4 separate regions of the Homo sapiens genome follow, and all the other regions are linked to region 2. Evidence: chromatin contacts called from ENCODE Hi-C or POLR2A ChIA-PET data. All regions are on one chromosome and are shown on one strand. The core of a region is the stretch at or near the end of the contact, and the rest is flanking DNA. Distances in the headings are between cores, read along the strand shown.

The links. A loop is a pair of places that touch in the nucleus more often than their neighbours do. ChIA-PET counts read pairs that join two places held with the same protein, here RNA polymerase II (POLR2A). Pooled maps may share reads with other maps.
Region 1: a map with no recorded cell type shows a loop between it and region 2 (9-fold over the local background). The contact joins the promoter of ABCB4 here to the promoter of ADAM22 in region 2. A Hi-C loop is called at or near these places in 1 of 168 maps with a recorded cell type or tissue (GM12878), 12 of 37 single-sample maps with no recorded cell type and 5 of 50 pooled maps.
Region 3: a loop to region 2 is called in a map of CD8-positive, alpha-beta T cell, with 15 times the contacts of the local background. The contact joins the promoter of RUNDC3B here to the promoter of ADAM22 in region 2. A Hi-C loop is called at or near these places in 4 of 168 maps with a recorded cell type or tissue (CD4-positive, alpha-beta memory T cell, CD8-positive, alpha-beta T cell, naive thymus-derived CD4-positive, alpha-beta T cell and 1 more), 1 of 37 single-sample maps with no recorded cell type and 13 of 50 pooled maps. POLR2A ChIA-PET finds 5 or more read pairs at or near these places in 1 of 52 experiments (CD4-positive, alpha-beta T cell).
Region 4: a pooled map shows a loop between it and region 2 (8-fold over the local background). The contact joins the promoter of ABCB1 here to the promoter of ADAM22 in region 2. A Hi-C loop is called at or near these places in 5 of 37 single-sample maps with no recorded cell type and 9 of 50 pooled maps. POLR2A ChIA-PET finds 5 or more read pairs at or near these places in 4 of 52 experiments (HEK293, OCI-LY7, activated CD8-positive, alpha-beta T cell and 1 more).

Annotation. Positions count from the first base shown.
Region 1 is chr7:87,473,164-87,479,451 of GRCh38, reverse strand. ABCB4 (ATP binding cassette subfamily B member 4) reads left to right here and starts at 3,772. Exons shown (of 28, transcript NM_000443.4): 1 at 3,772-3,818; 2 at 3,981-4,066. The coding sequence starts at 3,987. RefSeq lists silencers at 3,396-3,645, 3,696-3,895, 3,906-4,045 and an enhancer at 4,516-4,585.
Region 2 is chr7:87,929,579-87,936,155 of GRCh38, reverse strand. ADAM22 (ADAM metallopeptidase domain 22) reads right to left here and starts at 1,905. Exons shown (of 32, transcript NM_001324418.2): 1 at 1,606-1,905; 2 at 970-1,130. The coding sequence starts at 1,690. RefSeq lists enhancers at 643-722, 733-782, 331-908, 909-1,486 and a silencer at 1,593-2,002.
Region 3 is chr7:87,626,587-87,633,024 of GRCh38, reverse strand. It overlaps RUNDC3B (RUN domain containing 3B), which reads right to left and starts at 4,627. Exons shown (of 11, transcript NM_001134405.2): 1 at 4,080-4,627. The coding sequence starts at 4,201. It also overlaps a transcript of ABCB1 not described here. RefSeq lists silencers at 4,383-4,432, 4,483-4,712 and an enhancer at 4,578-4,872.
Region 4 is chr7:87,597,260-87,603,389 of GRCh38, reverse strand. ABCB1 (ATP binding cassette subfamily B member 1) reads left to right here and starts at 2,506. Exons shown (of 28, transcript NM_001348946.2): 1 at 2,506-2,635; 2 at 3,200-3,273. The coding sequence starts at 3,206. RefSeq lists enhancers at 3,605-3,994, 3,204-4,403.

The sequences.
Region 1 (6,288 bases), core at 2,523-5,022, 460 kb after region 2:
GGAAGAATGGCTCCTTGTGAAAGTGAAAGGGGATGGGATCTACAGGATGAACATGCAAACAAAGACTGGCTGCAAAGAGAGGCATGAATAGTTCATTTACAGAAACAGCAAAGGCAGAGTGTTGGTACAGATGCTGGTAAGTGGAAAAATATCATGGTAGGAGGTTATGGAGTTCCATTCTAAACACTTCAACTTCATCAGTGAAATAAGCACGGTAATTTAGCAGAATGTGAAGATGTAAAAGAACAGAATTTGAGAAAACAGACGATATGAAATAATTATTAGAAAAGCAGGTGAGTGAATGAACTAAGAAAACATCTTATGACTATTGGTCAGTAAACGTTGGGATACATAGTGAATTTTACAAAATCTTTGCCCTCATAAGTCTTGCATCCCACAGAGTGGGCAATAAATAATAAACATAATAAGTACATTATGTATACAGTATAGGGCCATGTAAGTTCATGGCGAGGCAAGCCCGATGACTTTGTATTTTTCTTCAGACATGTTCTGCTGCATGGTGTAGGTTCACAGTAGCTCAGTAACTTGAATTATCCAGGATTGTGGTTTTACTAAGCAAGCCTGATAAAGAGAGAGGGCTAGAGGGTTGTGGGTGTTTTCAGGCTGAGTTAAGAGAGAAGACATGAAGGAGGTGAGGAACAGTAAAAAGGTGGTAAGATCAGTGGACTGAAGGATGCATTAAAGAATGACTGTGTTTAACTCTCTGATACATCTGACGTATGTTCTCCATCTCCACTTCCCTGCTAGTCATAGCGGATAAGGATACTCCCTGGATTCGAATTCTAGTTCCATCAGTTATAAGATATTGATTCTGTTTTACTTTGTCTGTCTCATTCCAAAACACATGTCTCTAATTACCATAGTTTGATAATGAGTTTTGATATTTATTTAGTAAGGCAAACCCATAAATAACTGATAATTTTTCAAGATAAAAGTGAAATAAATTTTCAGGAAAAAAAAGCTGAGAAAATTTGTCACAAACTAAAGAAAACAAGAAAGAGACAGTAGATGAAAGAGTGCTCATTAGGTGAAAGGAAAATGATCCAAGAGGGTAGCTTTGAGATGTAGGAAGAAACAAAAAGCAAGAAAATGATAAATGTTTTGATAAAGCTAAATAAGTATCAACTCATAAAGAAATAATATTCCCAGAAGAGTCATGAATATACAGAGAAAATTAAAGTACATGACAATGGCAATGTAAAAGTTAGGGGTGAATAAAAAAGAGACTTAAGAGTTCTAAAATCATTGCATTGTCCTGGAAGAGGAAAAAGTACAATGATTAGTCAAAGATACATGTCATAATCCCTAGAAAGGAGATCATTATTAAATAGAAAATAAAAGAATACATCTTATAGAAAGGAAATCTAAATGATAATATTAAACAGATCTAAAATAAGGCAAAAGTGAGGATAAAAAAGAAAGATGGAACCAATGGGGCAAATAGAAAAAGTAAGATAGCGTGGTAGGGCATTAATTCCAGCCTTACATCAATGCATAAGTATCTCAATATTCTACTGTAAAGGGAAAGTAAAGATTTCTTACAGCCTGAGTGTAATGGAGAAATCTAGTTTATCATAGTGCTTTAAATATTGTAAGTCTTCAACTTCTAGTTGATGAATAAATGATGGAATTCTCAGTGATACTGCACTGTTATCAAATAAATATAAAAGGAGCTCCTGGAATTGGATGTAATACAGGTAAAGAAGTAAACACAGCCATATAGGCATGGCTTCTTGCAGGGACAACTTTGTGAATCGGCTCAGACAGACAGACAGGCAAATACACCTCATTGCCTCATACATGTTATTTGCTTTAGTTTTTGTTCTGAACCTTCCTACTCCTTCAAGTATCTGCATTTACTTTATCAAATTCTCTTTTATTAGAGACTGAAGAAACTGTCATCTCCTTATGTGCTAATGAGTTTAATAATGTCCTCCAGTCACCACAAGCCTTCTTTCAAACTACACAATTCCAACTGCTTCCGTCTCAGAGTATCTTGAAATAATGATCTGACCGCCTGTTAGACCAGTGAAGGGAAGGAATTTGGGTTGATTTAAGAAGAGAATCCTCATGGTCATGGTAGACTGATATGGAGAGAAAACATTTTGAGGAAAAATACTCAACTAAATTCATTTCTACTCCAGCATGCAGTTTCAAGTCAAGTTCCACCTTAGCTCCAGGTGGCAGGCAGAGCAGGATGCAGAGGCACAGCACAAGTAAGGGGTGAGTGCCGAAGCTGCTGGCTCCTGTTCCAGTCTTTCTTCCTTGGCCTCGCCTGAACTTTTACTATAATAATAGTCACCATTTATTAGGTGTCTCCTACGTGCAGGACACTTTACACACAGTATCCCTAATCCTAATAACACCCTTATTTTATAGATCCAATGACTGAGTCAAGAATTACATAACCTGGCCAGACAGCTGGTACATGGGAAAGGTGAGATTCACACCAGGGTCCACCCAGCATCTCTACTTATACCATGCTCTGCTTTAAGGTTCTCTGAGAACTCAGACAAGCCTTGGGCTAACAATTGTGTTAACAGGACATAGCAGGTGCAAGGACCCACTGGTCATCCTGCTACCTGATCAGAAGGAAGGAAAGTTGTATTTGTTGCTCACCTACTATGTTTTAGGCATAGTACTAGGTGCTTTTACCTAGTACTTAATTCCCTTATCCTCAACTCATTTATTCCTCGCAATAACCTGATAAGGGAGATGTTTTTATCCTCATTTTACATATAAGGAAACAGGCCTAGAGAAATGAGCACAGTGTCCAAAGTCACATAGTTAATAAGATGTGAAGCTCTGAGTTTGAAAGTCTCCGGTTTCAAAGCCATGAAACTTATGGCTCCCCGTTTTAGACACTTCCTTTTGGGAAGAGTGTGGAGGAATTAATCAGAAAGAAGAAAGTCATACTCAAATAGGTGGTAGGAGCAGAGACAATTCAATACAGACAGAAGTCTTAGATGAGAGCAGTGAGCCAGGGCACTGGACTGGGACTCAGGAGGCTTCCCCTAGACTCTGGTTCCACCGATGCAGCCTCAGGCAGGACTTCACCTCTCTGGGCATCCGTTTCTTCATATGTTAAACATACGGGGTTTTAATTAGATGATCGCTGAAGACCCCTCTAGCCCTAAAACTCTGTGTCTCTTAAGTGCTAAGAGGGCACCAACAGCGTTCCTCCTCCCCAAGGAGCATAATGTGATGGTTCCTGCCGGCCCTGGCTGACTCTCGCCGTCCTTGGAGATAATTGGGTTCAGTGCCACCTGGACCAGAACTGGGGATGCGGAAGCAAGAGGCGAGTCTATTGCTCTCTCTCGGTCCTGGGCCGCCCTGTGATTGTTGGGCGTCCGGAAACTGTCTCCCCTATGGGTTTAAAAACAAAACTGAGCGCCCATGGGGTGTGACAGTCATCTGCAGGGGCTTGGGTGGCCCATCAGGCGAGGCTTTCTCGGCACCCGAGGCTCCAGCCTGATCTCGGTCTTATCCTGCGACCGGGCTGGTTCTGGCGGGTCGCCAGGGTGGGCGGCGGCCCCAGCCGGGCGCCCCGGCGGCAAGAGCGGCAGGCTGCGCCCCTGGCCCGCGCCTAGCCTGGGGAGAGAGCTGGGCGGGCGGCGGGAGCTGCTCTCGCGGGCCGCGGCCCTCGCCCTGGCTGCAACGGTAGGCGTTTCCCGGGCCGGACGCGCGTGGGGGGCGGGGGCGGGGGCGGGGGCGAGGCCGCGGCGAGCAAAGTCCAGGCCCCTCTGCTGCAGCGCCCGCGCGTCCAGAGGCCCTGCCAGACACGCGCGAGGTTCGAGGTGAGAGAGGTCCGGGCGCGTCTGGCCTCGAAGGGAGACCCGGGACGTGGGGCGCGGGGCGGGAGTGGCCGGACCTCCACCCAGTGCCCCCGGGCCCCGCGACTCGTGCGCCGGGCCGCCGGAGAGGGTGTACTTGGTTCTGAGGCTGTGGTTTCTCCTCAGGCTGAGATGGATCTTGAGGCGGCAAAGAACGGAACAGCCTGGCGCCCCACGAGCGCGGAGGGCGACTTTGAACTGGGCATCAGCAGGTACATCCCCAGCAGCCACTGGCTTTTCCGTTACACGCCAATCAGCAGGACTAAGTTCACCCTTGGAAAGAAGTTGTAAAAATCGGTTGATGCCTTTGAAGACCTTTGTTTTGGAGGCTTCTTTGAAGGGTCTTGCATCCGGTTCTGACCTTGGAGCAAACGTGTTGTGTGGCCTCAAAGAATGTCACTGAGGCTCCTTTTGGAACAGATTCAGGAAGAAAAGGCTGTCTTGAAAAGTGCTCCCTTCCCTTTGTGCAGGGGGGATTCAATGAATATCTGCATTGTATAACATTCATTGTATTACGTAACTCTTGAAACTTTTACAAATGACTTTCATATACATCATCTGATTGTTCAGACTTAAAGGGTGTCAGACATCTGCTGTTGATGGCTGTGCTTTTTGAACAAGGGCAGTGAAGCAAAAACTCCCTCCCCTCCTGCCCATCCCCTGTTATGTCTCTTCCTCCTTGTCTTACCCCTCCCCCTCCTCTCATCGCCAGGCTTATTTGTATTTCTCCTTTCTGGGAGGATAGGTGGGGAGGGGGAACTTCTGTACATCCGAATCAGTTTTGTTCAAGTGGTAGGGGGAAGCAGCGCTTCCTTTGCCTTCATGTCTTTCTCGGTTCCCCTGGCCCTTGTTAAACTCACTTCACAGGCTTTATGAGCGGGGCAGAAGTTCCCAGTCAATGGCGTGTGTCTTTGTTTCCTCTTTCACTGTGGGAATAGTGAATCATTTTCGCCTTTAGCCTGAAATAGTTTATGAGGCTATTACGGTCTCTGAGTTCATACCAGGCTACCCAGAAAAAATTGACCTGTGTCAAGTGATCACCCAGAGGGACAAATTTATCAGTCTCTGTAGTTTGTCCTCAAGCTGCTAGGGGCTTGATTAGCTAACTGAAAACATGCCTACCTGATGCTTAAACTGAAGCATTATTTTAGCCTGTTAATGTGGTTGTGCAGTAACCTTGCTGTATTTCTTCTAAGCACCATTGTATTTTTTCATAGAAAATTTAGTTTTGCCATGTAGAATTGAAAAAGTGATAGATGGTGTTACTTCCAATGGAAGTACTTACACACGCAATAGAAAAATATGGTTTTCATCAGCTGGCTGTTTAGGCAGGGATTGACTGTGAGTCTATTAATAGATGGCATTTTCATGAAGAAGTCTATTTATGTATTGCACTGGCTTAACATTTGATGCGTGTGCAAAGGAGCTATTCCTACAAAAGGTGTAGTAACACTTCAGAACCCAGGAAAGTCCTCAGAGGGGAAGCCCACAGCTTCTGCTGGAAAGAAGAAAGCAGCTCAAAAGAGAAATACAGAAAGTTAACAATAAGTTAAGACCACATGATTATGAAATCAAATGTAGTGAAACTAATTTTTATAAAAGCAGACCAAAGATAATATATTTAAAGGAAGTTAAGCCTGCTTCAATCAAATTAGTTATATTCTTGTTCTAATTATGTTGCTATTGCCCATGGCACATTCTTTTGAACATATTTAGTGGCAGATGTTTGTCCAGTGATTTTAGTCAATACTTTACATAATTTGGAATCATCTTATGAGTAAAACTTTATCATTTACCTGGATAAATGCATCATATTTATGTAAAAATCATCATATATATATAAATCATCATACACACACACACACACACACTCCCTCATAGAGTTTATATTATAGTACGGAGGACAGACATAAATAATGTACATACTAAATAAGTAAACCACAGCCAATGTTAGAAGGTAATTAACGCCATGGAAAAAAGCATTAATCCAGGTTAAGGGGATCAGGAGTACAAAAGGGGAGTACTTTGTAATTTTAAGTAGGGTGGTTAGGGTAGATCTTATTTTAAAGGTAATATTTGAGCAAAGACTTGAAAGAAATGAGAGGAGACAGCTGTGTGGGTATCTAAGGGGAGAGCATTCCCGGAAAAGGTAACTGGCAATGCAAAGACCCTGAGTCAGGTACATGTTTGGTGAGTTCATGGAACAGCAGAGAGTCCAGGCTGGTTGGAGCAGAGTAAGCAGGTTTGGGAGTAGGGATGTGGTCAGAGAGGAAATAAGCAAACAGATCGTGTAGGACCTCAGAGGTTAATGCAAGGATTTTGGCTTTTATTGTAAGAAAAAGGAAAGCCATTGTAGGTTTTTGAGCAAAGAAGTAGTGTATGGCTTGGCATTTTGAAATAATTACTCTGACTGCTAGTTGAAGATAGACTGAAG
Region 2 (6,577 bases), core at 656-3,155:
TTTCACACATACAGATAAGTTAGTATAATTATCACATCATCAAGATATATCTTAAAGCACTGATGAATATATTTATACATGTGAAAAGGTTTGGCTTGCCATTGCTTCAGTAAAGTTTACAAAAATTTTCAAGTACATGAACAAGTCCTATCTTAATATGGACTTACAGGTGGGTGAACTGCCTGATCAGCTGATGTGTAGAAATAAAAAAATACACAGCCCCAGAAGTATTTACTTAAATTTGTCAATAAATTCACAGTAATTTTCAGGCATATCTGTGAATGTGTGATCTTGATTTAAATACAGATACAGTGATAAAAACTAGATTTTTAAAAACATAATTTATAAATGCTCAACAAACAGCACAGCCCTAATTAAACCAAGAGAACTGCTACCAATAAAGAAAGTCGGAGGAGGACACCTTTTCTAGAAGGTAGGGGTGAATGGGCATATCTCTGGTGTCCACAAATGTGTGCGAATAGAACCTTAAAGTTCAGCTTGTTTTTACAGTTGGGTTTCTTAAGAACGTCTAGCCTTGTTTTTTTCCAATTTTTTCTTACAGTGTCAACCTTGGGTTAAATCACTTATGAAGTCTCTTTGAGGAGTAAAACAACAACAATGATGATTCAAACCCTGCCCAAATACTACCTCCCTTCTCGCTGTGCATGCCTGGCTTTTGCTTGACAGATGTCAGAGGGCTCTCCGCCTGTTCTCTCAGCTCACCGCACTGCTGAAGGCACCCCGCACAAACTCCCCTCGGGCAAAGCCCTCGGCCTGTGGTTATTTTGGTTCTTTTTTGTACCCTTTTCCCCTTCTTTTTTGCACAGGGAGCGCCATGCATGACTCGCATCGGGACCCAACTCATTTCACCCAAGAAGACATGGGATCTCCAGGGCAACCGAGCGCAATCGTGGGGTCTCGGGTGGGCCGGGAGGCGCGGAGGACCACCTCCCGGACCGAGCCTCTCACCTGCGGGCCACCGAGGTCGCCCCGCACCCGCGTGTCGAGCGCGTCGTGCCGACTTTCGTCTTCGCCGCCCGAGCGGTAGATGAGGCGCAGTGGCACGATGCTCTGGCGCTCCACGAAGCGGTTTTCCTTCCTCTTCTCTAGCTCCATCAATGAGGCGTCTCCTCCAGGCAGGAACCGGGAAAGGAGGGAGTGGAGAGAAAAGGCGAAAATAATGACCCTGACCCTCACTCCTCCATCCTGCAGTCCTACGTCTCCCCTACGAAAATCCCCACCGCCCCCTCCCTCTCGGAACCCAACTGGGAAGGACGCAGAGACACCAGCCCGAGAGCCTTGGACCAGCTCATCCGAGAGCAACCAGGAGCGGGGCCCAGAAGCAGGGCACCCCTTTCCCATTCTCCCCATTCCTCTTCAGAAGGAGAAAAACAGGCTTTGACCGAAGGCTTCCAGTGCATCTGCGCGCCTCCACACATATATTTTTGCTCCACTTCTCACCACCCTCCCGAATTAAAAAAAAAAAAAAAAAAAATCTCCCCGCGCACTCGGGAAATGGGGATGCCCCCTTTTCAATACGCCTGAGGGCTCCAAAGATTCCCGGGAAATGGTATGGCCCAAAGGCACAGAGGACGGCTAACTTACCTGCCTGGCCGCAGCGCGCCGGAGGGCAGGTCCCCAGGACACAGAGCAGCAAGAAGGGCACGGACACAGCCACTGCCGCCTGCATGGTGCTGCCGTCAGCCCGCCTCGCCCGAGACGCTCAGCTCCTCATGCCGGCGCCGCCGAGTCCGTTTCCCTCGCTCCGCGCCCCCGGGGTCCCCGCGGCCACCTCCACCCAGCCCCGGCCGGTGCTGCGGCGGCCGTGGCGCTGCAACCTCCACCGCGGCTCAGTGCTGCATTGTGCTTCGCGGACGCTTCCGCTGGCGGGGGGAGCGAGCGAGTGCTGCATTGGGCGGTTGGCTGTAGCTAAGTGGTTTCTAGCGCCTCCCACCTCATCCCCTGGCAAAGGCTCGGGCGGGCGACAAGAGCTCGGCAGGGAGCGAGCGCCCGGTGCACTCGCCCCCCGCGCGCAGGCAAGGGCGCGCGCAGGAGAGTCAGCTGGGAAATGTAGTTCTCTCTCCGTGTCCCGCTTGTCTCCACGACGGCACGGACCGTCGCGACCTCGTGACTGTGAGGTCCTCTATATCCCACAGACTGGAAGGGCGGGAGGGAAGGGCAAAAGAAAGAGATCAGCACTGGACCGCCTCCTGGCATCCGAGATGCACCAACTGGGCCGTTACAGCAGCCAGTATTCATCTGCATCGTCCTTAAAGAGCTGTTCTGTTTACCACAGATTAGTAGTTACTTAAGTTATCCGGAGAACCATACCCTCACGAATACAGTGCTAGTGAATTATTCAACAAATACAGATTGAGGATATACTATGTACCCAGCGGTTGACAACCGGAAGGACACGGGGATCAGAGGCACCTGTTCTTGGGTAAAGTTGAGCAGACAGACCACTTTTTTTTACAATACAGTGTGAAAAGTGTCATGGTTATACCTAGAGGACCATTAATTCAGTCCAGGGAGTCAAAGAGGACCTCCCAGGGAAGGTCTCTGCAGGTAATAGAGGGATGATTTAGCTTAACTCTACGGGATATTTTTGTTCTTTATTGCCAGACAGCCTCAAAACTCTACCAGATATGGGGAACTCAGTTTTCTCAGGCTGCTTATTCCATTTTCCTCTGATTCAAAATGATAGAAATTCTTGAGTATAAAACAATAATAAAATAGTTATCTACATAAAGTAATACTTGTATTTTTTAGTTTTTCAAAGTTCACATGTATTATCTGATCCTTTGGTCAAGAATTTGATTATAACTATTACTCTGATTTTATATTTATGTATGTACGTATGTATGTATGTATGTATTTTTGAGATAGGGTCTTGCTCTGTCGCCCCAACTGGAGTGCAAGTGGTGAGAACACGGCTCACTGCAGCTCAAGCTCCTGGGCTCAAGCCATCCTCCTGCCTCAGCCTCCCAAATAGCTGGGACCACAGACATGTGACACCACACCTGGCTATTTTTTGTTATTATTATTACTTTTTGTAGAGACAAGAGTCTCCCCATGATGATCAGGATGCTCTTGAACTCTTGGGCTCCACCTTGGCCTCACAAAGTGCTGGGATTGCAGATGTGAGCCACTGCACATGCCTACTCCCATTTTAGAAAGGAAAAAAATTAAGATTTAGAGGTGTGCCTTTCAAATACTGTAGCCAGTAGTTACTTGAGGCTATTTTTTTTTTCCGAGTGTTTATTATTTATTTTTGTATTTCAATCGCTTTTGGGGAACAGGTTGTGTTTGTTTACATGAATAAGTTCTTTAGTGGTGATTTCTGAGATTTTGGTGTACCCATCACCCGAGCAGTGTACACTGTACCCAATGTGTAGTCTGTTATCCCTCACCATCCCCCACCCTTTCCCCTGAGTCCCCAAGTCCAATGTATCATTCTTATGCCTTTGTGTCCTCATAGCTTAGCTCCCACATATGAGTGAGAACATGCAAAGTTTGGTTTTTCATTCTTGAGTTACTTTACTTAGAATAATAGTCCCCATTTCCATCCAGGCTGCTGCGAATGCCATTATTTTGTTCCTTTTTATGCCTGAATAGTATTCCATGGTATATATATGCCACATTTTCTTTATCCACTCGTTGATTGATGGGCCTTTTGACTGGTGCCATATTTTTGCTATTGTAAATTGTGCTGCTATAAACATGTATGTGCAAGTTTCTTTTTTGTATAATGACTTATTTTCCTCTGGGTAGATACCTAGTAGTGGGATTGCTGGATCAAATAGTAGATCTCCTTTTAGTTCTTTAAGGAATCTCCATATTGTTTTCCATAGTGGTTATACTAGTTTACATTCCCACAAACAGTGTAAAAGTGTTCCCTTTTCATTGCATCCATGCCAACATCTATTTTTTTTTATTATGGCCATCCTTGCAGGAGTAAGGTGGTATCGCATTGTGGTTTTGATTTGCATTTCCCTGATAATTAGTGATGTTGAGCATTTTTCCATATGTTTGTTGGCCATTTGTATATCTTCTTTTGAGAATTGTCTATTCATGTCCTTAGCCCGCTTTTTTAATGGGATTGTTTGTTGTTGTTTTTTTCTTGCTGATTGTTTGAGTTCTTTGTAGATTCTGGATATTAGTCCTTTGTCAGATGCATAGTTTACGAAAATTTTCTCCCACTCTGTGGGTTGTCTGTTTACTCTGCTGATTATTTCTTTTGCTGTGCTGAAGCTTTTTCATTTAATTAGGTCCCATCTATTTATCTTTCTTTTGTTGCATTTGCTTTTGGGTTCTTGCTCATGGAGTCTTTGCCTAAGCCAATGTCTGGAAGGGTTTTTCTGAGTTATCTTCCAGAATCTTTATGGTTTCAGGTCTTAGATTTCAGTCTTGATCCATCTTGAGTTGATTTTTGTGTAAGATGAAAAATGAAGATTCAGTTTCATTCTTCTGTATGTGGGTTGCCAATTATTCCAGCACCATTCGTTGAATAGGATGTGCTTTCCCCACTTTGTGTTTTTGTTTGCTTTACGGAAGATCAGTTGGCTGTATTTTGCTTTCTTTCTGGGTTTTCTATTCTGTTCCATTGGACTATGTGCCTGTTTTTATACCAGTACCATGCTACTTTGGTGACTATGGCCTTATAGTATAGTTGGGAGTCAGATAATGTGATGCCTCCAGATTTGTTCTTTTTGCTTCGTCTTGCTTTGGCTATGTGGGTTTTGGTTCCATATGAATTTTAAGATTGTTTTTTCTAGCTCTGTGAAGGATAATGGTGGTATTTTGATGGGAATTGCATTGAATCTGTAGGTTGCTTTTGGCGGTTTGTTCATTTTCACAATATTGATCGTACCCATCCATGAGCAAGGGATGTGTTTGTTTTTTTTGCATGTGTCGCTTATGATTTCTTTCAGCAGTGTTTTGTAGTTTTCCTTGTAGAGGTCTTTCACATCCTTGGTTAGGTATATTCCTAAGTATTTAATTTTTTTGCAGGTGTTGTAAAGGGAACTGAGTTCTTGATTTGATTCTCAGCTTGGTCATTGTTGGTGTACAGTAGAGCTACTGATTTGTGTACATTAATTTTGTATCCTGAAACCCTGCTGAATTCATTTACCAGTTCTAGGAGCTTTTTGGATGAGTCTTTAGGGATTTCTAGATATACGATCATATCATCAAAAACAGTGACAATTTGACTTCCTCTTTACTGATTTGGGTGCCCTTTATTTCTCTCTTGTCTGATTGCTCTGGCTAGGACTTCCCGTACTATGTTGAGTAGAAGTGGTGAAAGTGAGCATCCTTGTCTTGTTCCAGTTCTCACTGGGAATGCTTTCAACTTTTCCCTGTTCAGTATAATGTTGACTGTCAGTTTGTCATAGATGGCTTTTATTACCTTAAGGTATGTCCCTTCTATGCCAATTTTGCTGAGGATTTTGATGCTGGTTTTGTCAAATGCTTTTTCTGCATCTACTGAGATGACCATGTGATTTTTGTTTTTAATTCTGTTTGTGTGGTGTATCACATTTATTGATTTATGTATGTTAAACCATCCCTGCATCTCTGGCATGAATACTACCTGATCATGGTGGATTATCTTTTTAATATCCTATTGGATTGAGGTAGCTAGTATTTTGTTGAAGATATTTGCATCTGTATTCATCAGGGATATCAGTCCGTAGTTTTCTTTTTTTGTTATGTCCTTCCCTGGTTTTGGTATTCAGGTGTTACTGGCTTCATAGAATGATTTAGGGAGGATTCTCTCTATCTTTTGGAATAGTGTCAATAGGATTGGTACCATTTCTTCTTTGAATGTCTGATAGAATTAAGTTGTGAATCCATCTGTTCCTGGACTTTTTTTTGCTGGTTATTTTTCTATTACCATTTCAATCTCATTGTTTGTTATTGGTCTGTTCAGAGATTCTATGTCTTCCTGGTTTAATCTTGAAGGACTGTATATTTCCACAAATTTATCCATCCATCTCCTCTTGGTTTTCTAGTTTATGCACATAAAGGTGTTTATAGCAGCCTCAATAATCCTTTGTATTTCTGTGTTATCAGTTGTAATATCTCCCATTTCGTTTCCAGTTGAGCTTATTTGGATCTTCTCTCTTCTTTTCTTGGTTAATCTCACTAACGGTCTATCAATTTTATTTATCTTTCCAAAGAACCAGCTTTTTGTTTCATTAATCTTTTGTACTTTTGTTTGTTTGTTTTAATTTCATTTAGTTCTGCTCTGATCTTGGTTATTTCTTTTCTTCTGCTGGGTTTGGGTTTAGATTTTTCTTGTTTCTCCAGCTCCATGAGGTGTGACCTTAGATTGTCTATTTGTACTCTTTCGGACTTTTTGATATAGGCATTTAACGCTATGACCTTTCCTCTTAGCACTGCCTCTGCTGTATCTTAGAGGTTTTGATAGGTTGTGTCACTGTTATTGTTCAGTTCAAAGAATTTTTAAATTTCCATCTTGATTTCATTGTTGACCCAATGATCATTCAGGAGCAGGTTATTGAATTTTCATGTTATTGCATGGTTTTGAGGGTTCCTTTTGGATTGATTTCCA
Region 3 (6,438 bases), core at 3,378-5,877, 310 kb after region 2:
TAAAAACACTTGAATTGTGAAATCATCACTTGTCTCCACCGTGCTTATCACACTACTCCTTATATTCCTCTTATTAGTCCCTCCTAGCTACAAAACAGGAAAATTATGACTTTGCATGGGAAGTTTCTCTTAAAAGTATTGACTTAAAAGTTTGACAAGTGTTATTCTGAAATGTTTATATGTGCATATTTTAATAATTTGCTCATAAGACATTGTTAAGCCATAGAAAGAGAATTTAGATTTTAATACTCTGCCACCAAAACCAAAATCAAAGGACTATATAAGGTTTTCTGTAAACAATGAAGCTTATAAAGGACAGAAAAAATGACTAATATCTGATTATCTATGGATAAAAATGCAAGTTAAAAAAATCTGAAGGGCGTTAACAACTTAATTTTCTGAAGTTCTAAACGATAGAGAATATACAGGGAAAATACTAGTTGGTTCTCAGAGCCAAAGTCAAGTGTATGAATATTTTGAAGTTGAGTGTGTAAGATTTAGAGTCCTCAAATGACCTACTATCTCTTCACCAAAATCTGTGAAAAATATGAAAAAACAGTACTTATCTGATGAAATAAGGACTATGCAAATGTTTTTAGTCTACAACATGTAAATGTTCACTAAAAAAAACTAATGAATTACATACACATATACAATCACACATGAGCCAAAATTCAATTCAGCTCTTTATCTGATTATCTTACCTATCTAAACAACCCACTTTCAAAGCTCAAAACTATATATTGCACTTGAATAAAGCTTTAAACATAAAGAATTGTGTACTCACATAAGAAGACTTTAAACCTAAACTGAGAATACACCTAAATTGTTTAAGGGGTAAGGAAAAACATTACTGTGAAAGTATAAGTGGATACACTAGAATGATATATGCTGGTGACTTTTTTTTTTTTTGGTTTTGTAAATGGTTCAATTTTTTCCAGAACATCAGCAGAGAATTACAAAATCAAAGGCACAGTCCAAAATATTTTTGTTTATAGAGAAAAATGCACATACGTAATTTAGCTATTATAAACATTTATCTTATCATTATTACCCTGCTCATATTTGGAAAAATTCAAAACTAAATATAAACATTTTTTGCTTGGAGGCTATTATTAATTTTAAGCCTATAATTGAAGGTTAACAATGATCTAGTCCAATATTATTTTACAGACAACAAAAATGAACAAATGGAAAGGTTGCATGGCTTGTAAAAGTGCACACTAGTTAATGATAAAGTCAACCTAGAACCCAGTTATATTTCCACCAGATCAACTTCTTTCCAACTTAAATATCAAATCATCTCTGATTTGAGATATAAAAATAAAGAGGCCGGGCGCAAGGTGGCTCACGCCTGTAATCCCAGCACTTTGGGAGGCCGAGGCGGGCGGATCACGAGGTCAGCAGATCGAGACCATCCTGGCTAATACGGTGAAACCCCGTCTCTACTAAACAAAACACAAAAAATTAGCCGGGCGTGGTGGCGGGCGCCTGTAGTCCCAGCTACTCAGGAGGCTGAGGCAGGAGAATGGCGTGAACCCGGGAGGCGGAGCTTGCAGTGAGCCGAGATCGCGCCACTGCTCTCCAGCCTGGGAGACAGAGCGAGACTCCGTCTCAAAAATAAATAAATAAAAAATTAAAAAAAGAATTCATAAGAGACATGAGTGAAATACCCAGGGTTTGGTGACTCTGGAAAGTAAACTAGCAATAAATGCATAAATACTGCTTTATTCATTTTTCTTAATTTGTCATGGGGATACTTAAAATGTACAAATGGCCTATAGTGACTTTCTTCCAAAAAGTAAAAGTCATTCAGACAAAGCCTATCATATAGACCCCATTACTACACATGGATAATTTACATGCACCATCAACTATTTGGATCTGAAAAACAGCCTTAATATTATCCATATAAATAACAATACAAATGAAATCCAGAGCAGAAACCACAACTTATTTTAGCTATTACACTAAATCTATGTGTAAACTGTAACTAAAGTTAGCACATATTCATTTCACAGTAGAAAATAATAATTATGTAAATTACAATCATGAAAATACAACTAATACAGAGAGCTGTCCCCAGAAATCAGTGTGACGTTCCTAAAATTTCTTAAAGATAATTTAAAATTTAGTTTAAATAAGGTTGAAATACAAATCCTTTTCTTTTCAACTGTCTCTGATAAGGGCACACATGATCATTACATGACCTAAAGCCAGCCAAGACAAAAATGGAGAAGCAAAAGGAACAGTACCCATCACTGAAATTATTCATTCAATAAATATTTTTTGAGTGTTAGATGCTATACTGAGAATTTGAAAGAAAAAAAAAAAAAGACTAAGCAAAAAGCAGATAGAATCACTGCCCTTGTGAAGTTTAACAAAAGCTGATAGAGCTTTTATTAAATATGTTACCCCCCAAGAAGCACTGTATATGTTGAAACTACCCTTATTTTTAAAGCAATTTTTGATGTCTGTATATTATGGTTAAGAAAATCAGCCTTGCTTATGGTTCCATTTACCTACTTTAAAGATATTTACCTATATTTTAAAACACCTAACAGCCTATTTGTCTCAAAAAGTTACATCCTAGACAGCACAAACGGCAAATTAAACGGATACCATATTACTTTACCATTTACAACTCAAAGTGCTGTAATAATTACATTATACAAATACAGTCAATGAAGAAGGTCTTCTTGCTAGATAAACATTTGTAATAATTCAAGTATTTTTTAAAAAGTCACTGTGAGTTATTGCATTTAAGTCCTGGAATAATTATCTGTATTCCACTTAAGATGCTAGACACATTTTTACACAAGAAAAATAACGGAAAAATACAGAGAAATTGCAAAGGAAGAAAAAGTTTCATCATCATCTGATTCTTAAGAGGAATATCACTAGGTGATGATTAGGAGTCTGATGGAGGAAAGTAATTTTAAAACAACTTAATGGCTCAGAGAAGTTCCTAAGAAATTGATGCTTAGGGTTTCAATTTTTCTTAATACTCAGATATAAGACTTAAAGAAAATATATCAGCATGTTAAAAACCAGTTATCTCTGAATACTAGGCTTACTATAAATAGTTCTTTTTTTTTTTTTTTGACGAAGTCTCCCCCTGTGGTCCCGGCTGGAGTGCAATGACGTTATCTCAGCTCATTGCAACCGCCTCCCAGGTTCAATCGATTCTCCTGCCTCACCCTCCCGAGTAGCTGGGATTACAGGAGCCCGCCACCACGCCCGGCTAATTTTTTGTATTTTTAGTAGAGACGAGGTTTCACTATGTTGGCCAGGCTGGTCTCGAACTCCGACCTCGTGATCCGCCCGCCTCAGCCTCCCAAAGTGCTAGGATTACAGGTGTAAGCCACCGCGCCCGGCCCAATAGTAATTATTCTTTTATTGTTTCTATATTTTTCTGAAGGAAATACTACATTTACAGTTATAAAGCATTAAGGAAAGGCAGGCCTTAAAATAAATCATTGACATAAAGACTAGGTATCCTCCACAGTCCCACTCTTAATAACAACTGCAGAACCAGCACTAGCACTGTAGCTGAAAAGTGGATAGTACACACACGCTCACATACACAATGGCTGGCATGTAGTAGGCACTCAACTAACGTGTGAAATGAAATGGCTGAAGATAATGTAAACAAGCCAAAACAACGAAATGCACTCTGATTTGGGGGCAACACAGTAAACAATCACAGTAACTACCACTTTATCCAAAGCTCGCTGACAGCTGAATGGGCATTAAATGAAAGAGCTCTTCTTCCTTGCCCTCCTCTTTCACTCTGACGCTAGATTGCACATTCAAAACAAATCCTCCTCCAGCCCCGCCCCAAGCTCTACCCTCCAGTACCTTCAGCACTGGAACTGACACAAAGTCCAGGGCTGCGACGGTGTCCAGACCCGGGCCCCTGTCCAAGGAGCTGCGCGCTCACAGATTTGGCTGGCGCAACATAGGCGGGGGCACTGGGCGGCAGCCCATCATGCCCGGGACCCCCAAGGACCCGCGCGGAAGCCCAGAGCTCTCAGCCCCGGCGGGAGGCTGGTTCCCCTCGCCCTGCGCTGCCGTACCTGCACACGGTGATCAGGTTCCTCCTCTCCACCGCAGCATTGCGGGCGCTCAGGCTTTTCTTGCCGCCTCCGCCGCCACCGCCGCGGATCCCGCTCAGGCCCCCCAGGCTCCGGGAGGCCATGGCGGGCTTACCCCCGTGCCCCTTTTGTCTCGTGCCACCCCGCACGCCCCCCACACCTGCTTAAGGGGGTTCTCGCTCGGTCCGCAACCGTGGGGGCGCGGGAAGGATGTAGGAAAGGAGCCTGGAGGGAGGAAGGGTGTGGAAGACAGCAGGGACTCGCACCCGGGGACTGACGGCTCGCCCTTGGCACCCGAGCTCCACACACACACACACACACACACACACACACACACACACACGCACGCACGCACCACCTCCGCCCTCGGCGCGCCGCCGACTGCCGGGCTGCGCCTGCGGGTCGGCGTCAGGCGCTCTCCTCCTTCCCGAGGGACCTCAGCAGACGGCGCGCGCGCGAGCCCGTCGGCCCCTCACGCCCAACCACCCACACTCCGCAGCCACTCGTGCCCCAGCCCGGGAGGCAGCGGCAAGGCCCCCGGCCTCGCGTGCGCAGCCCCACCCTCTCTGCGCCTATCAAATCAACGCTACCCCCGCCGGATCCAATCGCGGCACCAGAGGGGCGGGGCCGGCCGCGCGGACCTTTTAAAGCAGCGGGCTCAAGCCCCGCCCCGACGCGTGGGCTGCTGTCAAGGACGCTGGGCTCGCTTTCGCAGCCCGCTAGCTGCCGCCAGTAGCCACACAGGCTAGCCGCGGGGATTGTGGGATGCGGGGCCCCACAGCGCCAGGGGCCTATTGCCCCCCCCTTGCCTGTAGCCAAGCTTTAACGGCTGATACCTATTTGCGTGGCTGCCGTAGCTTCAGTGCCTGCCTAGAAAGCAGCGCGCCGGCTCCCACACCCGACCTTGGGCCTAAGTACTAAGAAGGGAGGAGGGTTCCTTTTGTCCTGACGCCCTCCCAGGGGCTAATAAACAGCAACACAATGGCCCGAGGGGGGAATTGCTCGTAGAATCTCCTTCTTGGCGCGTCTAGTGCCGACATTTCTTGCCCCTCCACACCATGTCGCTCCCACCTCAGCCTCCAGCGCAGCCCGCACCCGGGACTGACGGCCCGCCTAAGGAGGAGCGTGGTGCCAGTGTAGAGTCTTTTCGCGTCCTGGGCCGTGACTCCGGAATCGGGAGTCCGGGTCTGGGAATAGTAAGCCCAGGAACGACGCGGCCTCGGTCCAGCTGGGCTGCTCCCTCAGAGTCCTGGAACGCCCTCCTCGACGCGCGTGTTCGGAAGCGCCCCCTTCCTAGAGCTTCTCACTACCCACCGTTTTACCTGCAGGAGGGTCCCAGCTTGGGTCAGGTCCTCTGACACTCACCTACGCCTGCTGTTCACCTCCCTTTGCACCAATATGCCCAGATTTTAGAGTGCAATCCTAAATGACTTACTCTCCCTATGGGACCTAGCACAGTGCTGTACATAGAACAGGTTCTCAATAAATGTTTCTCGAATTTAATTTGAAGTCACATTTGACATAATTTTTACTGAAATTTCACGGCTTCAGTGGCTCCAAAATCCATGTATCTTTCACCTCTACTTTTGAAGTTTCTGTCAAAGAATGTCAGAGAATATATAGTTTTGTGTGGCTATCTCTATTTTTCTTATATATTATCCCTGTTAATGCAGGGCATACTGTTACTCTTGAATGTTTTAACAACGCACGTTTGTGTAATAAAGTTGTAAATTCCTAATTTCTGAGGTTTTTAAAGTTTAAAAATCTCTATTTAAAATAGTCAAAAAATCATCCTTTTCAGCTACCATGTCTAATTTTATTCTACTATTCTGTTTAGTAGAATAAAAATATATGGGCTGGGCGCGGTGGCTGACGCCTGTAATCCCAGCACTTTGGGAGGCTGAGGCGGGCGGATCACGAGGTCAGGAGTTCGAGACCAGCCTGACCAACATAGTGAAACCCCATCTCTACTAAAAATACAAAAATTAGCCGGGTGTGGTGGCACGCGCCTGTAGTGGCAGCTACTCGGTAGGCTGAGGCAGGAGAATCGTTTGAACCCGGGAGGCGGAGGTTGCAGTGAGCGGAGACTGCGCCAGTGCACTCCAGCCTGGGCGACAGAGTGAGACTCCATCTCTCTCTCTCTCTCTCTCTCTGACATATATATGACATATATATGACATATATATGACACATATATATGACACATATATATGACACATATATATGACACATATATATGACACATATATATGACACATATATATGACACATATATATGACACATATATATGACACATATATATGACACATATATATGACACATATATATGACACATATATA
Region 4 (6,130 bases), core at 1,257-3,756, 330 kb after region 2:
TTAAGAGTACAGTTATGAGAGAGGGACTACTGGTTAGCACCTTACCTGCTGTGTGACTGGGCAAATAATGCAAACCTCAGTGTCTTTTATTGTAATATGGGAGTAACAAAAATAGTAACTACTTCATAGGATTCTTGTAAAGATTAAATGACTTAATTTCTTTGAAGTGCTTGGCAGTTCCTGATAAATGACCAGTAGTTAATAAATGTTAGTTGTTATTATTATCATTATATATTATTACTCCCATAGATACATATAGAACAGACTGCAGCAGAGAGGCAAATCTTTAATGTTGTCAGAGTATAGACAAGTTGGTGAAATGGCTACATGAGAGCGGAGGACAAGAAGGTGCAGATTGTGGCAGTCACTTCAAATGGAAATATCACCGCTTGAATGAAGGTATATGAGTGTCAACTTGCAAGGGGACCAGGTAGGTTTCATCAGAAATTAAGGAAGCTTAAGGAGAACAGCCAAGTTCAGCTTGACAGAAGTGGTGGTGGCACAAATGCAAGACTGGTGTCTTTCAAGAAACCAAGGACTGTTGAAAGTAGCAAGAGCTAGTTTGTTTTAGGTCCATCATGTTTTATATTCACACTTTCATGTCAGTGGAGCAAAGAAATGGAATACAATATAATAGAATGGTAGAATCTTATTTTTAAAATCTGTGTTATTCTGATCTTTAACTTACTTATATCTTTGATAGAGATCTTTACCTGATGCTCAAGATTGTAGAAATAGTATAATCAACATAACAGTATAGCACTGTATTTATATCCTGCACTGTTTAGGGAGGGTTTAAGGCCATTCAAAAGGATACATAAAATACAACAAGATTACATAAATGAAAGGTGAGATAAAGCAACAAAGCAAAACAAAAGTGAAAACAGAGATCATAGGCACAAATAAGATTAAAAACGCATGTAATGAAGATGAAAGCTTTTACATTTACCCCAGATGGACCACAGGGTTGTTGTTAAGCCTTTAAACAGTGAACAATGCTGTACACTTGCATATGCAATTAGAACATGTGGAAAAAATAGTGGCCTGTTAGAAGCCTAATTAACAATTTGTGAAAAAAAAAAAAAAAAAAAAAAAAAGAGGCCGAGCTGTAGCTCACGCCTGTAATCCCTGCACTTTGGGAGGCCGAGGCGGGCGGATCACGAGGTCAGGAGATCAAGACCATCCTGGCTAACACAGTGAAACCCAGTCTCTACGAAAAATACAAAAAATTAGCCGGGCGTGGTGGCGGGAGCCTGTAGTCCCAGCTACCTGGGAGGCTGAGGCAGGAGAATGGTGTGAACCCGGGAGGCGGAGCTTGCAGTGAGCCGAGATCCTGCCACTGCACTCCAGCCTGGGCGACAAAGCAAGACTCCGTCTCAAAAAAGAAAAAAGAAAGAAAAACAAAAGAAAACTTCATTGTATTGTAAGGCCAAGAACAAAATATATCAAGATAAGGAAAATTTGTAGTCAAGAATAGAAAAAAATTATGGCTTTGAAGTATGAGTTATTTAAAGAAAGTGGAAACATCCTCAGACTATGCAGTAAAAAACAAAGTGATTTTCTTCTTCTAAACTTATGCAATAAACTGATAGGTAATATGTGAAAGTCATAGAATGTAGACTAGAGGATACAACAAACCTATTTCCTCTATGTTCATAAGAAGTAAGAAAAGCTCTGATGTGAGTTAGCATTGCTTTACAATTTTGAATTGTGCAGATTGCACGTACTTTTCCTCAGTTTGAAGTAAATAGTGGACAGGAAAAAATATTAAATGTTGGCAGTAAATATGGAAGGAAATTACAACTAATGTAATATGCTAAAACATGCTATGTTTATTTTACTAATTTGAATTAAAATGTAAGAATTTAAAATGCCCTGGAAAAACACGGGCATTGATCTGACGTCTGAAGTTTTAAAATATTACACACTTTGAAATAGCATTTGTACCTTGAAATACCTGTCTCTATATATTTTTTAAAACTTCCTTTTTCTTTCATTCCATTTATCATCAAATAAAGGATGAACAGATGTAACTCAGAAACTGTCAAGCATGCTGAAGAAAGACCACTGCAGAAAAATTTCTCCTAGCCTTTTCAAAGGTGTTAGGAAGCAGAAAGGTGATACAGAATTGGAGAGGTCGGAGTTTTTGTATTAACTGTATTAAATGCGAATCCCGAGAAAATTTCCCTTAACTACGTCCTGTAGTTATATGGATATGAAGACTTATGTGAACTTTGAAAGACGTGTCTACATAAGTTGAAATGTCCCCAATGATTCAGCTGATGCGCGTTTCTCTACTTGCCCTTTCTAGAGAGGTGCAACGGAAGCCAGAACATTCCTCCTGGAAATTCAACCTGTTTCGCAGTTTCTCGAGGAATCAGCATTCAGTCAATCCGGGCCGGGAGCAGTCATCTGTGGTGAGGCTGATTGGCTGGGCAGGAACAGCGCCGGGGCGTGGGCTGAGCACAGCCGCTTCGCTCTCTTTGCCACAGGAAGCCTGAGCTCATTCGAGTAGCGGCTCTTCCAAGCTCAAAGAAGCAGAGGCCGCTGTTCGTTTCCTTTAGGTCTTTCCACTAAAGTCGGAGTATCTTCTTCCAAAATTTCACGTCTTGGTGGCCGTTCCAAGGAGCGCGAGGTAGGGGCACGCAAAGCTGGGAGCTACTATGGGACAGTTCCCAAGTGTCAGGCTTTCAGATTTCCTGAACTTGGTCTTCACGGGAGAAGGGCTTCTTGAGGCGTGGATAGTGTGAAGTCCTCTGGCAAGTCCATGGGGACCAAGTGGGGTTAGATCTAGACTCAGGAGCTCCTGGAGCAGCGCCCAAACCGTAGTGGCACTGGACCATGTTGCCCGGAGCGCGCACAGCCCGCGCGGTGCGGGGACCTGCTCTCTGAGCCCGCGGGCGGTGGGTGGGAGGAAGCATCGTCCGCGGCGACTGGAACCGGGAGGGAGAATCGCACTGGCGGCGGGCAAAGTCCAGAACGCGCTGCCAGACCCCCAACTCTGCCTTCGTGGAGATGCTGGAGACCCCGCGCACAGGAAAGCCCCTGCAGTGCCCATCGCGGCCAGAGCAGCTGGGGCATCAACGGCGGGCGCTCCCTCTTACTGCTCTCTGGCTTCGACGGGGGACTAGAGGTTAGTCTCACCTCCAGCGCGCCTGAGGCTCATGCATTTGGCTAATGAGCTGCGGTTTCTCTTCAGGTCGGAATGGATCTTGAAGGGGACCGCAATGGAGGAGCAAAGAAGAAGAACTTTTTTAAACTGAACAATAAAAGGTAACTAGCTTGTTTCATTTTCATAGTTTACATAGTTGCGAGATTTGAGTAATTTATTTCTAGCCTCCAGCTCTGAAATAAATGACATGTTGTTGTTTTTAATTATTTTTAAGAAACGCAAGCTAGCCTTTGGAATCAATATCCCTGCTTAGAGCAGAAGTTTGTTGGCTGAGTGGAGCACAGCATATGCATTTTCCCTGTCTTTTTTGTTCTTTCTTTTAATGATACATAATATTTTACATATTTATGAAATGGGGTACATGGAAGCGTTTTTTACATGCCCGGAATGTGTAATGATCAAGTCCGGGTATTTGAAGGATACATCACCTTAGGTATATTTCATTTCTATGTGTTGATAACATTTTAAGTCTTCTAGCTACTTTGAAATATACAATATATTGCTAACTGTAGTCACCCTCGTCTGCTATCGAACATTGGAACTTATTTGTCCTATCCAACCGTTCTTAGTCATTCACCAACCTCTTTTCATTTCACCTTTTTACCCTTCCCGGCCTCTTTCCCTTAGTCTTGGTGTGCCTCTTTCTCAGCTTTCCTGCCCCAGACAGGCGGATGCTCATATGTGTTTCTGTCTTATGAACTTCTGCTTTTCAAGTGGTGTTGGTCGCCCACACGTGAGCCATATGCTGCTGGTGATCTGCTCTGTGGTCCAGGCTCTTGCTTCCGGTAAATGGCTATGTAAACATCGCGTTTGTGGCCTGGCTGATGAGACAGAAGGTCAAAAGTACATTTAGGTTGTTAACTGGCAATAAATATCTGTATATAATATTGGTAATGTAATCATATAGGGAAAATAATTATTTAAAGTAAATTTTGATCATGGTGCTCTGCCTTTATAGAATATTTAAAACTTCACTAAATAGATTCATTGTTAGTAGTAAATTGTAAAATAGACTAGTAAGTTTAATAATATTAGAAACTGTAATGTAAATTATAAGATAAATTAGTAAACACATTAATATTATAAGAAACCAAGCTTTTCAGTGTAAGAGAAAAAATACAAATGTGGAAATCAAATACATTTTTAAAAATAATGTTAAGTTTGAATTAGAAATTTCAATATGAATTCATAATCTTTTAATAGTTCATTTTCAGTCCACTGAAAGGGACAGTAACAATGAGCACTGTTAGTACCAGATCTGGGTTTCTAAATACCATTCCTCCCTAAAAGAAATGAACCCCTCAGTAGCTAATTTCAGCCAGGTCTGGGACAGGAAAAATAGAAAGTGAGCCTGGAGTATCTTGTGGTACCTGAAAATAAGGAAGTGGAGTTTAATGGAGTAGTCGAAAGCACACTGAAGCTGTCTGGAAGATGCTTCCAATGGCCAACTCTGGGACAATTTGAGCATCAAAGAACATCGTAACTGTAACTGATTTTGAGATACTGAATGCTACTGCTGAATGCTTAATATTCTGAGAGAAGGGAAACTGAAAGAAAGTGTGAGAGGTAGAGAAAATAAAGCAATGATCTTTAGAGAAAAATTCCAGCTATCATTTTGGAACTTCCATTGTTATAATAGATTCAGGCAAGGATTGTCAATGAACTCTAAACTATCAGAAAAATGTTGTATCTAAGAATTTTCTTCAGAATGTTTACTAATTGGAAGGAGAATATGCTTCTCCAATTAAAGATTTTGCAGTTAGCACCTTAACCGAGTGATCAGACCTGGTATCTCTCACGGTAGAATGGACTGTAGTAAATGACTCATCACTTGGATTTTGAGTAAACAACATCACCTAGCAAATATTAATATATCTGCAAAAACATTTAGTCTGTATACAATTAAACTTGTAGACTGGGGCTGTCCAATGGATATATCATGTGAGCCACATTTGTAATTTAAAATTTTCTAGTAGCAACAGTAAAAAATGAAAATAAAAAGATAAAGTAATTTTGTAAATATATTTTATAGAACTCAATATGTCCAAAAGATTGGATTTTCTACATGTAATCAAAATGATTAATAAGATAGTTTACATTCTCTTTTATGCTAAATCTCCTGTTTGATGTGTATTTTACATTTATTGCACCTCCCATTTGTATTCAGTTTGATACAGGTATACCCAAGATGTGGGACATTCTGTAAGACAGCTGTTCTTGTTCCTTTACAAAAGTCAATGTTAAAAAAATAAAAGGAGGACTTCTAGATTAATAGAGACTAAAGAGATATAACTACCAAACGTAGTGTGTGAACATTACAAAACAAAACAAAAACAATCTAAAAGTTCAACAAGGAAAAAATCCTATGGAAAACATTCTTGGGAGATTTGAATGTGCATTAGATATTAGCCAATATCAGAATTGTAATCACTTTTCTTAGATGTGATAATGGTAGGAGAACATGTAATTGCAATTGAAAATTTTTGTAACAAAAATGTTCATATAAACCATGAAAAAGACTCCATAGAGTGGAGGGTAGGTATTCCACTTTTTGTTTTTAACTTTGTATTTTTGAAAACTTGATAGCTTAAAGAATTATGTACTTATGATACAAACATTTAGGTAGATTTAACTAAGAAATATTGAGGGTATGTGAAGAGAAACAGTAAAGAAAATTGTATGATCTTTCACATATTTCTATTATTGGTTCTATCATGGCCTATAGACTTTTTTTTTCAAATTAGAGATTATATTTTAAAGTAGTTCTTATTAAATTGTGTTCATTGCCATTGATTTAAATCTATTTTAACATGGGATTGTAAAGAAGCATATGGCTTTGGTAATAGATAATGCTGGGATAATAGTCCTATTTGGAATATGACTATTAGCAAAGATTCTTTATTAAAATGATGTTTGATGAATGACTTGTCTTTCTAAGCACTGTTTTTTGTGCTAATG